Linked DNA regions of Homo sapiens: region 2 is linked to region 1. A link is a loop called in an ENCODE intact Hi-C map of the cell type or tissue named here. Cell type or tissue: Caco-2. All regions are shown on one strand.

What was found. Hi-C counts contacts between places; a loop is a spot of excess contacts. Peaks named below come from ENCODE experiments on the same cell type or tissue, not always from the same donor. Only the 100,000 strongest peaks of a DNase experiment are listed, where the experiment ranks them.
Region 2: a loop joins it to region 1, with 2.4 times the contacts of the local background. A loop is called at or near these places in 6 of 110 quality-filtered maps.

What each region holds. Positions count from the first base shown.
Region 1 is chr2:60,213,105-60,218,104 of GRCh38, reverse strand. No RefSeq gene overlaps it. Among named protein-coding and RNA genes, the nearest start is that of MIR4432, 170 kb to the left of the region's middle. RefSeq lists enhancers at 2,065-2,565, 2,566-3,066, 2,725-3,745. In Caco-2, no CTCF peak of the experiment used is centred here; no DNase peak of the experiment used is centred here.
Region 2 is chr2:60,558,243-60,563,242 of GRCh38, reverse strand. No RefSeq gene overlaps it. Among named protein-coding and RNA genes, the nearest start is that of BCL11A, 7.1 kb to the right of the region's middle. In Caco-2, a CTCF peak has its summit at 2,315 (motif pointing left); no DNase peak of the experiment used is centred here.

The DNA of each region.
Region 1 (5,000 bases):
GGTGAGCAGAGATCACACCACTGCACTCCAGCCTGGGCAATAAGAGCGAAACTCCATCTCAAAAAAAAAAAAAAAAAAAAAAAGTTCTATCGGGAGAGACACTTAACCACTTTCTGTGTTGTCCAAAAATACATGGCCACACTTAATTTCAAATCCTTTCATGTTTCCTGGAAGGAAGAAAATCAGAATGAATGAGAATGGTCCTGATCATTACAACATAGATATATGATAATAATGGTGATTTGGTTAGATTGTTTTCTTCCCTGAAGAATTTAAAGTGATTTCAGTGTTTAAAACAAATCTGCATTTAAGAGAACAGGTAGGTTGCTGGTGCCACTGTTTCTAGAGGAAGTAGAACATAGAGTGGAAGTGACTTACTCACAGCCATAATATGTGTTAGCAAAAATCCTGACACCCAGGGCCCCAGATTCCTAATGCATTGCCTTCAGAACCACCTATGAGACTCTCCTTGGTCTTTTCAGGAATAACTGTCATTTCTTTAAGCATCTTGAATCCAGGTCTCCATGTGGTGATGGGTTCAAGTTTATAGTTTAAATAGACTTTGGAATGACTGATCTTTTCTATGAAGCAACTGTGGGAGGCTGGATTGTGTAGGACAAAAGTAAGAAAAAAATATAGATTAAATTTAGGTAGGTCTGTATTTAAATTTCAGTTTTGTCTCGTTCCCTGTGTGACTTCTGGAAAGTTACTTAACGTCTCTGAGATTCAGTTGCTTCCTCTGAAAATACGAGCATAATGTCTCTTACTTTGCAGGTTGTGATGAGTGAAAGAAGAAAGGTTCTGAAATGCACTGCACAGTGATGGGCACCAAGAGCAGTTCTACTGTAGGAGCTGTTCTGATCAGTATCACCCAGTTCTTCAGATGTTTTGATTTTCCACATTTTGAGCACCAGAACAGGTCCAGAAATATTGGGGCACTGTTACCAAGTGAGGCTGACGTTGTTTCAAGATAAACAACGTACTTTTTGTTTGTTGCAGACTACTCAATTTATTTTGCTAAAATATTAAGTTCATTGTATCTGTCGGGGGATTAGGTTATGCTGAAGTAACAAACTACCCCAAACATCTGTGACTTTATTCTCATGCTACACATCCATCCATAATGTGAAAAAAAAAAAAAAAGATATTTCAGGGTCTTTCCTTGCTTCCTCCCATCTTAGAGCTGCTTTTGGCAACCCAGTGCTCACAGTATGCGCAAGTAGGCACCATGAAATTCAGGTAAAACAGCAGCTTCTAGAAACTGCTCCACCCTAATTCCAAGAGACCTTGAGTACCATGCTAGAGAGCCCATCCTTCTGTTACCTGTGGGGAAACTCTTGCTACAGAGAGGAGTTACAGCCCTGAGCTGCCTGCCTTATTAAAAAGCACACTTCTGCTCTAGGCAAAAGACAGTCTGGTCTTGCTTTCCTCACTTAATAGGACGCCAGCCTTCACCGGCTTTATCTGTTGTGGTTTGTGGGGGCAGAATCCCAGGTTTCAACGGTGTTGCTAGGTGTGTGGTAGGTCTGCCTCCACTTGGAGTTTCTCTTTGCTCCACTTTCAAGGTGAACTGCAAATATGAGGCTGTTTGGACCTAAGTCAGGAGGGTTTGGGGAAAAGAAAGCAAAACATCATTTTGATTTATCAGTTGCTTAGTAAGTAGCTACTGACCAGGAATCTGCCACTTGTTTTGACTAATATAAGCCAAAAAATACAATTGAAACTGGTTTATGAGTGTAGATATCATCTCAGTTTTTTTAAGGCCCACGAATAAAATCTAATCTCTTAAAGTGTGTACCTATTTGTAAAGAAACATAAATATTTGATCAAAACTTGAAATGTGCCTAATTTTGCAACTCAAATTCCAAACTAGTTGAAACCTCATTCCTTAGAATTTGTTTTAATAACACCGCTCCTCCTTGCTCCAGCTTGGACTCGCTTCCTTCTTCCTTTCCCTTTTCTGCAATACTGAAATGGGCTTATGTATTTATTAGCAGAGTCCATTTAAACCCAGGAAGGTCGATGCTTTTTTTGGAACAGCTTGAATAAAAAATAAAACATAATCTTTGCTCAGTACCTCTTTCTCCACCCTCTTCTCCCCCCCTTTTTTTTTTTGGTAATATACCGGGGAGAAAAAAAAAAACAACTTTCCAAACACAGAACTTTATGGCCAGAAACAATCTGGCTGCTGGAATAAACAGTCTGCTCCCTCGTTTACCATTCCATCATGCGCTTAAGTCCTGAGAAGCCCGCGGCTGCCCGCAATAGTTCTCGGTTGGCAGCAGGGAAGTCTGCCAACGTCCCATCAGGCTTGTTTCTTAAGCAAAGTTGTATAAGTTAACAGGTTTTATTGTTGGGGGTAATCTGGGGCTGTTCTTGCAGGAGGAAGGGACGAGGCCCCCAGAGTGTTTGCCAGCAACAGCCCTTGGCTTTCCTCATTCCCTCTCCTCATTAATTTGTGTGAGCTCAGCTCGGATAACAAACGGTGGGGCTGGGGGATCCCATTCAGCCAGGCCTGGCCCCTGTACGGCCTGTGAGCTAATTGCTCTAATTGAGTGGGAGGGCCTGCTTTCCTCTCGATCTGTCCCTTCCCGGCCTTGTTTGGAGACGAATGAATGGAGGCCCACTTCAGCTCCTGCTGGTAACCAGTCAGGAGCTTGGGCCACAGGATCCACTCCGGGGATCCACATCCCAGACAACTCTTTCACCTGCGGCTCCGGCCCTCCTTTGTGTGCCGAGGTATTCTGACAGTGTTCATTCAGGGCTTTGCTTGCTTGCTTTCTCTTTCCTTTCAGCTTGAGAAACATTCTGCTATAATTTATATCTGGGAAACGGCATTAGAAATGTGTTAGCGTGCCGCTCCAGATGGACAGATCATTTACAACTAGCACAATATATTATCAATGCACTGCTCTTTAAGACCTGCTATATAATAGACATGTAATGAAGCATATGAAACATGGGTTTCATTTCCAGGCCCCGAAAGGGGAAAATGATTTCGGGGAAGAAAACCCACCCCAGGTGGGGGGTAAAGGGTGGGGGCTTGGGGGACAGGGAATGGGCCTGTCTCTTTAAGACAGACTAGGAGGAAAACCAAAAGTCATCAACTCTGAAAGTAACAAATGAGAGCCCAGAGCTGTGCAGCTAATGTGCAAACTTGTTTCTGTCCTCTATGGCGCCATCATTTATTCAGGAGGTAGAAGCAGAAGACGGGGACTTGCATTCGCTTGATACTCAATTATACATTAGTGTACATCACTTGGCAATCTGTTCATATCAATTTAATTGGATTTTAATATTGCCTCTGATCTTGTTGTCCAATTAACAGTACTGGCTGGCAATAAAGCAGAACCACACACTATGTAACACCTTTGATCCCTGCCATATGGAGCTCTTCCATTGATTACCACATTTTCAAAAAATTTCACTCTCTCAATATGGGCTGTGATAAATGGGAGAAAAAGCACATCCCTGATGTGATAAAAATTTCACTTCAACTCGCAACTTCATTTATTTTGTTGACATTCGGCTCTGATTAAGAACAATAAAAAAATCATGCCCTGAATATCATATGCAAATACAACCCTGGGCATGAATCTAATCATGCCATGGGAGCATTACCATGACTAGCCTGGCATCGGCTCAATTTTTTTTAAAGTGACAGCATACACTTCTGGGCTCACTGTGCAAAGTAGTCGCCACCGCTATGGCATTTAATAAACATCTGATGTTTCAGTTCCCACCAAGGCATGGCGAAAGCGTTTGCATTTCTGCCTGTTATTGTGAGGCCCCTCGGTGCAGGTGACGCCTCGTGTTGACCCTCCCCTGATCCTCATCTCCCTACTCCTAGCTTGGGGACAGCCAGGCAGCTGGGAGCCAGGATAGGGGTGAGATTCCTTTGTGGGCTCTCAGGCTTCCTTCTTTTTGGGGGACACCCTTCAGAATGGATGGGCCATGGCGCTTTGGTCTGGAAGGAGCTGCAATGCCAAGGACGGGACCTGCCTGCTCTAGGAAGCTTCTGAATGAATGTGTGCTCCAGCTTCCTGTTTGCCTCTCGGAGTTACGCAAGCAATTATGGCTTAATGCCCTGGAGACACTCCCAAATGACAGGATTAACCCCCAAGGGAAACTGGCTTCTGTTGTGAAGGATTACATCAATGTTCTAAAAAGCCCTTCCACAGCTCTGTGGAATCAATCGCTGATCCTTTTCATGCCTCGACAAGAAGGTTGCTCATGGCCAGAGCTGGGAAGTACCAGAGAGGCCCCTTTTTGGATCCCACAGGCTCTCCTCTCACACCCTCTCTTGCTCTCTGGGACAGACCCCTCAGGCCAGCTCTGGAGCTCTGCTTCTGGGGTCTATGCAGCTGGTCCTGGGCAGTTGGACTCCTAGCTTTAGTAAGGTGGCCATGCCCAATGGCAATGGGGTCCCCATGGTAACCAGGGTTCACCTGGAATCTGGACAACTTTGGAATGTGGGAGGAGGGCTAAGGCTATTGGTTACACATGTCATAAATTATTTCTTGACCATTAGCGGTGTTTCTGCCTCATAACTGTTCTTCAGGCATATTAAATCAGCAAGAAGGAAGAGCATGCTAGGACATCTGGGGCTGCCAGATAATTCAGTTAATTTCTATTCCCTTGAACCTGGAGGTGTTAATTTAGAAGCACAACAGAAGAGTCTGAAGAATGCTAATACGTCATTTGAATGATTAATGCAATCAGGGGGATTGGGGGGACCTCTGTTTACTCTTCAATTTTGACATGGCACAGCAAGGAGGAGAGTGGCTAATTTTCCAAAGTTAAGGGCAAGTTGGTTTCAATATAGTCACATGGCCCTGGCTGGAGTTTGGAGAGCTAGGGCGACTCAGGAGGGCTATATGGGACAATGGGGGCCAGTTTTGTTCATATAATGGCTACAGCCAGGAAAACAGATGCAATTGTTTGTGATCTGATGAGCCTGGTCCTCTTGGGTGAGGAAGCTCCCAGAAGCTACTGGGAAC
Region 2 (5,000 bases), 350 kb before region 1:
CTCAGAGTTACTCTGTTATGATGCTCTTGAAATTTGGCTGTTTGAATATTTTGCTGCATTTCAAAATCTGAGAATTGAGAACAATAAAAAGGACATTTTGTCTATGGTAGATAGGATTTTGAAGTTCCTGGGAATCTAAGTGGTTTACTTTGTAAGTCTTTGTTCATGTACCAGACATTTTCCTAAGGTTCTACTCTGTGCTGAGGGAGAGAAAGATGAAAATGACAGAGACTGTGCCCTATAAGCTCTAACAACTTAGGACTTGGGTGATGTGGTGGCTTTTATGACATATATACAAAGATATTATACACACATATATACACAGATATTATATGGAATATACACAGAGAGACATGTAATTGTTTCCCCCTGATGGAAGTGGGTGTGGAGTTTATAATATGTAGGTTAAATAGCAGTGCAAATGGCCCATGTTTCTTAACTATTTAAAAAATGAAATAAAATAATATAATTTTCAATTATTGAGTACTTATTAGTGAGCAACGCAAATACCCATGTCTTTTTCACTGGCAGCAGCAACTGAAAATATATTTGTGGAATTCATTCCTTGATTCAGGAAATGTATTAAGTGCCTACTATGTGTTAGGGAACCAAAACAAAAAATTGGCTGGACGCAGTGGCTCACGCCTATAATCCCAGCACTTTGGGAGACTGAGGTGGGTGGATCACGTGAGGTCAGGAGTTCGAGGCCAGCCTGGCCAACATAGTGAAACCCCCTCTCTACTAAAAAAATACAAAAATTAGCCTGGCATAGTGGTGGGCACCTGTAATCCCAGCTACTCAGGAGGTTGAGGGAGGGAGAATTGCTTGAACCTGGAGGCAGAAGTTGCAGTGAGCCAAGATTGTGCCACTGCATTCCAGAGGTGAAAGAGCGAGACTCCGACTCAAAAAAAAAAAAAAGGCACATTCACAAATACATGCTAGGAATAGTCCATAATATTGCCTACAAAACAAGTGGTAGCACAGAAAGCTCATTTCTCAAAAGTAACTAGTTAAGCCATTTGAAAACATTATAAAAACTGTGATAGAGATAGATGATCACAGATATCTATGACCAGACCTCATTATTTACCATTCTCATTTATGGGAAATCAAGTTTTTCTCCAGAAAGTACAAATCTGGTGTCAGAGTGACCAGAGCTGTGTTGCCTCACATAGATCCTCGCTATAGGTTTAGAACCGCTCAAATTAGTAATATGAAGCTAGGGCTATACAAAATAGGATAATAGTGTGCATTTGTATGGCTTTGGCATGTGTGACTGGTGAACTTTATGTGACATGCTTGTGCCTGTGTATGTGTGTCTTACCGCCTTAAAAAACAAAACAAAACAAAACCAATCATCCAAAAGCAGGGACCACATCTTATGTTTGCACAGTGCAGTGCTCCATAAAGAAGGAAAGAATAACAATTCTTAGGACCAGATTCTTCATTTTATAGGAATCTGGAGGTTCAGATAACTGAACTTGTGCAAGGATTTTTTTTTTTTAAGAGAAAGAGAAAACAGGCAAATTGTGTGCAACTGGGAATGGGAGAATAGAGAGATTTGTTTATTCTCTACTAAGCTGCCAAAGAAAGATGACAGAGGGATAGGTATTTTCTCCTAGAAAAGTTCCCTTTGCTGAATTTGACAAGAAAAAACCAAAAAAGACTATTGACTATCACACACAAAAAAAGTCTTAATTTCTAGAGAAGGGACCAGAATAGTCTGGGCTGTGCAGTGCTCTCTGGGAATGACTGGCATTCAGCTGGAGTGGTTATGGGGTTAGGCAATTATGGGGTTTATGAGACACTGGTAGAGAAGGAACTTGAGCCTGGTGACATGTTTTGATGACTGCTTCCCTTTTGTCACTCATTGAATTCCAGAGGAGACCAACTAAAGCTATTGTGAAGTGAGAACGATCAAAGCCTGTGGTCCTCAGTGGCCTAATTTGGTGGTCTGATCCCAGTCAGAGGGAATAGAGGAAAGGAACTGCTCTTCTGAAAGTGAAAAGATTTCTGAATGCAGATGTGGTTGCTGCATAGCTCTTGGTGGGCCTTTCTGTGTGAAGTCAGTGACCTTAGGGTCTGCCAACAACATCCAGCCAAGGTCACATTTTGGTGGAGGTGCCATGAGCTGCATGCATTTAAAAACTTCACTTTAACTTGTCCGCCACCTGATGTTTATGGAGTGGCTTTTCTAAAGCAACAAGATTTGGAGAAACAAAGTGTTAGAGCTTCTAACCTTACCCCATCTTTCATCCTATTTCTACTGCCCTCTGGTGGACATGTTAATTAGAGAAACTGCCACTCCCCACCCCATCAGCACTACCTTCTCCATCACCATCACCACCAGTATCATCATCACCACCACCGCCACCTCTATCGCCACCATCATCATCATTACCACCACCATCCTTGTTTTCCTCATGCATATACTCAGCATCGGCCACATCATCACCCATAAACATTAGTTTCATATTATGGTGGTGGTATACCAGGTTAATAGTACATATTTCAAAACTCTGGTCCACCGGATTATACAAAGTAAATTCTTCATCAATCTGTCAACAGTCAAAGTCAAGCAGAGAAATACATGGTGTTTGTGTACAGTCCTTGGGTAACTCAGGATGACTGCACCATGCTATTGCCTTCCAAACAAACCAAGTGATGCCAGGAAAGCTGTACCTTTTATGAAATAAGATGTGAATACTAACTCTTATTTTTACCACACAGTTGGTAGACAGGATTAAGATGATCTGAGGTGCTTTATTTTTCCTTTCTGGTAAGTTCATACTTTTTCATCAGAAGGTAGCACAGAATGCATACCTCTGTGTATATGTATGAGGTCGCAACATTCCTTGGCATATAGTCTTGATTTTTAAGTTGTTTCTTTCTGTGTGTGCGCCTATATATATGTAGGAACACACACACCCACACATACATACTCCAGGATAAAATAATAAAAACTTATAAAATCGCAAAGAGTACTTGTCCAAATAAAGGACTAACTGCCTATAAAATTTCCTTTCAGGCAGTGAAGTCATAGCTGGAAGTTGGCAATAAGACCATCTGAAACTACTAAAAACATTCTGAAATGTTCTGGAGGAGAGAGAGGGAGAGAGAGAGAAACAGAAGAGATAGAGAGAGAGAGAAACAGGAGAGAGAGAGAGAGAGAGAGAAAGAGGAGAGAGAGAGATCCAAAAGCTTCCTCAGCTGAGTTATTCTGCCTTTTATAAAACAAGTTCACATCTGGACTGATAACTTGAATTCTACCCAGTGCCATTTAAATAGCCCAAGTTATAAACCTCTTAAACTTGGGGTTTATAATAGAAACACTGACAGACCCTTAACTATAGTGCCTCTATAGTAATGAAAGCACAACTATTTCATTATAGCAGTGTCTGGCAGGGCTGCTATAATTAAGAGTCTGTCAGCGTTTCCATTATAAACCCAAATTTTAAGAGGTTTTTAACTCACATTGTTTTAAATCACATTGGGCTGAAGCTGGCTGTACAAAATGTCAGACCAGATGTGTGTGTGTGTGTGTGTGTGTTGCTTTTTTTTTTATTTACGAGAGAGAGGGAAAGAGAGAGGCATATAGGTGAAGGTTGTTTTTAAGATTGGGTTTGAAAAACACGTATTAAAAAATTATTCCCTTGCTAAAGGTAAAAGATGCATGGGGTAGGGAAGCATAGAGAATCAAGTTTGAAATACCTTTTATTTTTGGTTGTTTTGATTGTATTTTTTTTCCTTTAAAAGTAGTCTCATTTGAGAAAGCAGTTTTGTACGTATCCAAAAGCAATGTTAAAAAAAAAAAGAAATCATTTGATACCAGCTTATTGATACTGGCTTATTTGGAAGATATTTGATAATGTATGCTGCTGGAGACGATGGAAATATCTTGTATTGTTACTTGTTCAGCTGCTCTGATATTCGAGATAATCTTTTCTGAGCTCACCATCCTTGGTGGGAATCACTTTTATGTTTAAACACACTCTTGGAATAGGGTTGCCTGATCAAAGCCTTATTAGTTTTGGGGGAAAATGAATAGAATTTGGATGGTTATGTTGGTTTCATGTATGTGGTGATAGGATTTATTAGTTTATTATTTATCAAATTATTATTTATCAGATAACTTTATTAATTTATTATTTATCAAAGACCATTTATTGGACATCTACTGTGTGCTGATTATTGCATTAGGAACTCTCTAGTGCAGTACATTCATTGGACTGGCAGCATTGCCCAGCACCTCTGTGTCTTTGATGTCAATATTAGGAAGCTAAACTGAGCATTTCATTCAGTAGCGTTCTAACTAGAACTCTTTGTCTCTTCCAAGGGGCCCCTTACTTATGTGGTAAGACTACTGCTCCCTCTTCCCCATACATTATTGACTTAGCACACAGCAGCCTCATCTAGAGGAAAGTATAGACTTAGAGCAGGTTCAGCTCGCTCCTTCCTTCCTCCCTCCCTCCCTTCCTCCCTCCTTTCTTTCTTTCTTCCTTCCTTCCTTCCTTCCTCCCTCCCTCCCTCCCTCCCTCCTTCCTTCCTTTCTTCCTTCTTTCCTTTTCCTTTTTCTTTGGATAGGTTCATTCAGGTGTTTGAAGCGCTGACTGCTAGCTAGCTAAAGGCCCAGGGAGCCTGGAGAGAAAGATGCCAGACTAATGGTTCTCCCAGGAGCCTCCTTGAGAGATGTCTGTGCCTTTGTAGAAGGTATAGATACTGTCCTCCAGGGACCTCCCAACCTGTGGGTCACACTGGGAGTAGAGGAGGAAAAAGAAGCTCATCCTCTTCCACAAGCAACTCCCTAACATTTTTATTATTATTTTTTTGAGACAGGCTGTTGCCCGGGCTGGAGTGCAGTGATGTGATCTTGGCTCACTGCAACCTCTGTCCCCCAGGTTCAAGCGATTCTTGTGCCTCAGCCTCCCAAGTAGGTGGGACTACAAGCATGCGCCACCATGCTCAGCAATTTTTTGTATTTTTAGTAGAGATGGGGTTTC